Regions from separate parts of the Homo sapiens genome. Here region 1 is linked to region 2. A link is a loop called in an ENCODE intact Hi-C map of the cell type or tissue named here. Cell type or tissue: K562. All regions are shown on one strand. Each heading gives the region's core, and the rest is flanking DNA. Links, peaks and the distances in the headings are about the cores only. Region 1 overlaps NT5DC4 (5'-nucleotidase domain containing 4). Region 2 has its middle 31 kb from the start of IL37.

Evidence for each region. Peaks named below come from ENCODE experiments on the same cell type or tissue, not always from the same donor. Only the 100,000 strongest peaks of a DNase experiment are listed, where the experiment ranks them.
Region 1: a loop joins it to region 2, with 4 times the contacts of the local background. A loop is called at or near these places in 3 of 110 quality-filtered maps.

What each region holds. Positions count from the first base shown.
Region 1 is chr2:112,725,708-112,728,617 of GRCh38, forward strand. It overlaps NT5DC4 (5'-nucleotidase domain containing 4), which reads left to right. Exons shown (of 17, transcript NM_001393655.1): 14 at 531-582; 15 at 971-1,031. Among named protein-coding and RNA genes, the nearest start is that of NT5DC4, 6.1 kb to the left of the region's middle. RefSeq lists enhancers at 388-1,107, 1,108-1,826. In K562, for the core only: CTCF peaks have their summits at 521 (motif pointing left) and 1,196 (motif pointing left); DNase peaks (open chromatin) are centred at 525, 1,164 and 2,464.
Region 2 is chr2:112,940,479-112,943,388 of GRCh38, forward strand. No RefSeq gene overlaps it. Among named protein-coding and RNA genes, the nearest start is that of IL37, 31 kb to the left of the region's middle. In K562, for the core only: CTCF peaks have their summits at 1,458 (motif pointing left) and 2,344; a DNase peak (open chromatin) is centred at 1,453.

The DNA.
Region 1 (2,910 bases), core at 122-2,621, 210 kb before region 2:
ACAGACCCAGAGAGGCTAAGCGGCCTGCCCGAAGTCACACAGCCAGTAGGGGGAAAGCTGAGAGTCAAATCCACTTCTCCTGACCCAAGAATCCCGTGGTGTTTCTGCAGGCGGTGCCTTCCTCCTGCACCTGACCCCACCCTCCCCACCCACCCCAAGGATGTTCAGTGAGTGGAAGGTACACACCTTCCACCCAGGTATGACTTGAAGTCATCCTCCAGGGCAGGGAGTTGTGTGAGCCCACACAATTTGGGCTTTGTCCTGAGAGCTGAGGCTTTAGGTTTGAGTCATTGCCGTGTGACCTCAGGAAGGTCACCTGACTCCCTCACCTGTCCCATGGGGCCTACGGGGCCTATGCTGTCCCTGCCTCAGTCTGGGCAGAGTCTCACGTGATGTAAGGGGCCAGGGGTGTTATGCACACAGCTCAGGGTGTGCAAGTCCTCCGCTGGGCCAGGGCAGACACAGGCAGGCAGGGCCAGTGGGTGACACAGGCCGTCACTCACCCCCACTGACCCCTGGTGGCTTTTCAGAGCGGTTGGAGGAGCTGAAGAGACTGGACACGCACCTGGCAGACATATACCAGTGAGACCCTGGCCTTTCTGGGGGTGGGATGGGGCAGGGAGAGGTATGGAGGGGCAGTGGCTCACATCCCTGCCTGGCGGCGAGGTCCCGGCCAAGGTTGTCAGAACATCAAGATCTGTTTCAGGCTGGGCTTCCCTAGCAAACTGAATGTGGGGACCCCTCTCACCCCCTTGGGACTGCTCACACTCTGTGACCTCTAGGCCCTTCCTCTGAACCTATCCAGCACTCAGGGACCTGCCCTCGCACGCATGCACACACCCAGCCCGGCACCCCCACTGGATGCCCGCACGGTGTCCCCCCACCCGACCCCTGCTGGGGTCTAAGGAGACTGTCCTGGCACTCGGAGGCTCTGTGCCTCCCCTGGGTCACCTAGCTATTTTTGTACCAGGCACATGGATGGGAGCAGTTGTGAGCTGCAAGTCATCAACTTCACCAAGAGAGAGATCCAGGTGGGAGCTGGGTGGCGAGGGAAGGGACAGGCCCAGCAGGGGCGGAGCCGGGTTCACTTCCCCACTGCTTGCCTGTCGGCTTTGTCCTCGGTGCCAAAGGCCCAGTTACCCCATTCTCCTCAGCCTCGCCTGGGCTCCACCTGCCTTGTCAGCCAGCGCCCTCTGCTGGCCGACATTCCAAAGGGCAGCGGTACCCTCTTGAAGGGCTGAGTTGAGCCTGATTTGCAGGCTTTGCCTCCAGTCCCACAGTCTTTGCCAATCACCCTGCCCGGGAAGTGCCTGCGTGCTAGCTGGGCCCTTATTGACTGACTAGCCAGTTCTGATAGGAAATGTGATTTAGGGCCAGTGAGCCCAGGGTCCTTGGAAAAGAGAAGAAAAGACAGTGTTCCCTTGTGGCATTACTGACCGGCCACCAAAAAGCTGGAGGTGCCCATGGGTCAGCCAGGTGGAGGGAGTCAGGTCACTTGGTCATCCCAAGCCCAGCTGGGGCCGATCACAAAGGGTCTTTGCAGAGCCTTTTACAAAGCACAGCCGTTTGATCTTCCCCACAGCCTTAAGAGGTGGATGGAGCAGGGATTGTCACCTTTATTTTACAGATGAGGAAACTGAGGCTCAGAGAGAGGTCATCCTGGGAGTAAATGTTGGAACCATTCTCTAGGCTCTAAAAGCAGACAGGAAACAGGGCCTGGTGGCGGGGTGGGGCCTGCCAGGATAGTAGGAGCGAGGCTGGGGGTGTCGCCTTGCCAAGTCCTCTGTTGGACTCAGATGGTAAATGAAGCTGTGGGTTTAGTCCTGGGTGGTCCATCTTCAGGGCCAGGCAGGTAACTGTGATGGAAAGCTGCAGCGGGGCCTGTGGCAAAGTGAGGAGCTGCCCCACCTCCAAAAGCCAAGTGTGCAGCCTGTGGGTCTACAACATGCTGCTCCTTCCTACAGAGAGTCACAGGTTTCAATGTCCCCCGGTGAGAGGCCCAGAGAGGCCAGGGTTGCCCAGAAAGGGAGTAGGCCAGGTCAGGCCTAAGCGGGCTGGGATTTCAATTCAGTGTGTTGCCCCTCTGGCCAGAGGGTCACCCAGGAGCTGGACCTGTGCTACAGCACCATGGGCAGCTTGTTCCGCTGCGGTTTCCGCCAGACACTCTTCTCCAGCCAGCTGATGCGCTATGCCGACCTCTACACTGCCGCCTGCCTCGACCTCCTGTACTTCCGAGTGAGCTCAGCTCTCTCGGGCGGCCCCGGAGTTGGTGGGTCCCTGCGGAATCTCCACGGCTGTTTGTGAACATTTATCCTAGAAGGACCCACTGGTCCCCAGCCTTGCTAGGAGCTTGCAAGGTCACCAGCCCTAATCTCCCACCTTCAGACTCAGTGGGATCACAGTCTTGCAGATAACTGTCTGTGTCTTAACAGACGCATGGGAAGAGTTAGGTTTATACAGATAAGATGCCTCGGCAGGGATGTTCTTCCTCATGCCCAACCTTAACTCCTGCTTTAGATTGAGACCACACTATCTCGTCATTTCCTTGGTAGAAAGGATATCAGTTGCAAGGAGGAAGGCACAGTCCTCCTACCCTCAGTAAACATACAGTGGCTTCCGAAGGGGTGGAGGAGGCAGCAGATGATACAGTAAACACTCTGGCTGGTTTTCCTCTGGGAGACCGGAGGATGCTTCTGGGTTAAAAACAGGGTGGTAGAGGTGGCTACGATGGCACTGGGCAAGGGTTAGTAGGAGTCATGGGACTGGCCAGCTCAGGGCTTCCCTGGAACCTGCACGTGTCAGTCCTCCCAAGTTGGCATCATCATTTCCATTTGATAAGACGTAGAGCTTGCAGTTTAGGATCTGAACTTGAAGCTAGACCTCTGAGGCTCCCTGTCGCCTGCCTTCCCT
Region 2 (2,910 bases), core at 122-2,621:
TCTTGAAAGCATATATTTTTATAGGGATTGGGACATCTGGGCTTTCTGTTGTTGTAGAAGTTTGTCCTTGCAGGGATTACCAAGCCACTTCCTTAGCTGTAAACATCTTAGGGCCATGGGTCCTGACTGGCAAGGAATGTGTCTTGCTAGTTTTAAGATGGGCTTGATTTGAAAATGGTGTCCATCTGGCTCTCCTAGGCTCCTGCTTTCCTAACAGTAAGGGTAAATGCTATGTTATGAAATGTCATTTCTGCCTTTAGCTTGCAAACTCTTGATGGTGAAATTCTCCTGTCCGTTTTCAGTGGGGTATTTATTCTGCATCCACGTCTTCACAAGGAGCTGAAAACAAATTGGATGGAAGCAACTGGGTTTTATGGGACACGTTAATGTTTTAATGTCATTTGGTGTGGAATTCAGATGTCCAAGCAACATTTTACACTACAAATCTGCAACTTTAATAATCACTCAAAGTACCTGAACCTCAATGCTTTCAGACAGACTTGGTATAAAGCCACCACCTCTTTCTATTATGGCAGCCCTATCCTGAGGACACAAATTTCTGCAGGGCTTCTGGCATATCTCTGATTAAACAAATGTCAACAAGGTTAAAACAAATGTCATCTCTGATTTGTTTGTTTTAAAGCCTGGATTTACTCATTGAATATTTCACTCCTACTAGCATGTCTTGTAGTAGTTTTCTTCAGGGACCCTAATTATTGCTATTAAAAATATGTGTGCAGCTACATGTTTTTTTTTTATCAATTTGCAATGAAAACTTTAATTGAATAATCTATTAGTGTTATTATTTGAAAGTGAAATCTTTTCCTTTTGCTTTCTTGTTCTCACACATAGTGCAGACAGTTTCCACACGGGCTCATAAAAGGAATGATTCTGCCTTGTGTGAACTTTTTGCCTTTATTGTTAATTGCACCATTTTGTGACTGGCTTCTTGACCCTGTTGTAACCAAGCTCATAATGTACATTATTTCTTATTTTGCAGTTGTAGACACTTGAGGAAGTTCCCATTCTTTGTTTCTTCTTGCTTTTGTTCCCTGTGATAACTTTTTCATGCAGACATTTTTTTTTTTTTTTTTTTTGAGACCGAGTCTTGCTCTGTCATCCAGGCTGGAGTGCAGTGGCATGATCTTGGCTCACTGCAACCTCTGCCTCCCAGGTTCAAGAGATTCTCCTGCTTCAGCCTTTCTAGTAGCTAGGATTGCAGGCGTGCACTACCACACCCAGCTAAATTTTTCAAATTAGCCACCCCACCTGGCTAATTTTTGTATTTTTAGTAGAGACAGGGTTTCAACCATGTTGGCCAGGCTGGTCTCGACCAGGTGATCCACCCGCCTTAGCCTCGCATAGTTGCAGGTGCTATTCTGAGCTCAGGGCTCTGGCAGCTACAAGCCCAAGATGCGGTCTCCAACATGTGGCCATTCAATGTCATGGCGCCCTCTACTGGTCCTGGGAAGCGCAGCTCTGCCAGTAGCTCCAGCAGGGCACAGCTGTTAAGTCGTGATGTTCTACAGGTGACCAAAGGGCAATCTCTGGACTCCTTAGCCGCTAGGTCCTCTCTGTAGCAGGACCCAGGAGAAGGCAGGGGCTGAGGATGGCTCTCTTAGACATTTGTGATGAACCAAACGTGTGCATTCATGAAACTTCTGTGAGCAAGCAGGTGAGTAGAGTTGGGTTATAAAAAGTCTTAGGGTCTCACTACAGAGATGGACTTGCTGTGTAGATGGTGCAGAGCCGCTGAAGAGTTCTACTTGGGGTAATGGTGTGATTGGGTTTGCGTTTTAGGAAGATTTCTTGGCCAGAATGAGGCGGGCAACCCAGAGCAGGGAGTGGCCAGAGGTGGGTGTGCAGTTATGGGCCAGTAATCCAGGTGATAAATGGTGTCTCTGAGCTTCAGGTGGGGGTGCCACATGTCTCCATCTGCTCTGTACCCTTGAGACTGGCCTTATGGGCTGCCTTAGTGGTCTGTTGTCCTCTATCTCCTGGTTGGGCTCAGGCAATGGGAGATCAGAGGGAGGAAAGAGAGCTTGGTTAGAGTGCACCCGCGCCCCTTCAGGTTGGCAGTGGCCACATTCCCCTATACAGAAGGCCACAGTTTCTGTCAGTGGCCCTCCCACAGCCCCAGCTTTCTCAGTGGGCCAGCCACCTCCCCATCCCTTGCTCCTCCTCCTCCAGAGAGGGTTGTGGATTTCCACTGTCAGCAGTGCCTGGAGCTCCACCATCTCCTGCTGCTTCCTCTGGACCTGCCTGCAGTTTTATAAATAACCTTTCCTTACATTACCTCTAGCATGCACCTTTTGTGTGTATACTCTGCCCCCTGTCAGCACATGACTCATGCCAAAGAGTTTGAATTTTTTTCTCCAGGCAACGGGAGGTCATTGGAGGATTTTAGACATTGAGAACAGATGTGTATTGTGGAAATATCTGTCTGACTGAAGTGACCAGGATGGTCCAAAAGAGCGAGAATTTGAGGCAAGCAAACCATCAGCAGGCCAGCAGCAGAAATCCAGGTCATAAACAGGGAAGCTGAGGCTCACAGGGTTGGATCAGGGAATGGGAGAGGGAAGCCAAACAATTCCATGAGCATGTCAGTTGCACATATGACTTGGTAACTATTTTTATTTTTATTTTTATGTTTTGAGACAGAGTCTCGCTCTGTCACACAGGCCAGAGTGTAGTGGCATGATCACAGCTCTCTGCAACCTCTGCCTCCTAGGTTCAAACAATTCTCCTGCCTCAACCTTCCAGGTAGCTGGGACTACAGGTGCGCACCACTACACCCAACTAAGTTTTGTATTTTTAGTAGAGATGAGGTTTCACTGTGTTGGCCAGGCAAGTCTCAAACTCCTGACATCAGGTGATCCACCCACCTCGGCCTCCCAGAATGATGGGATT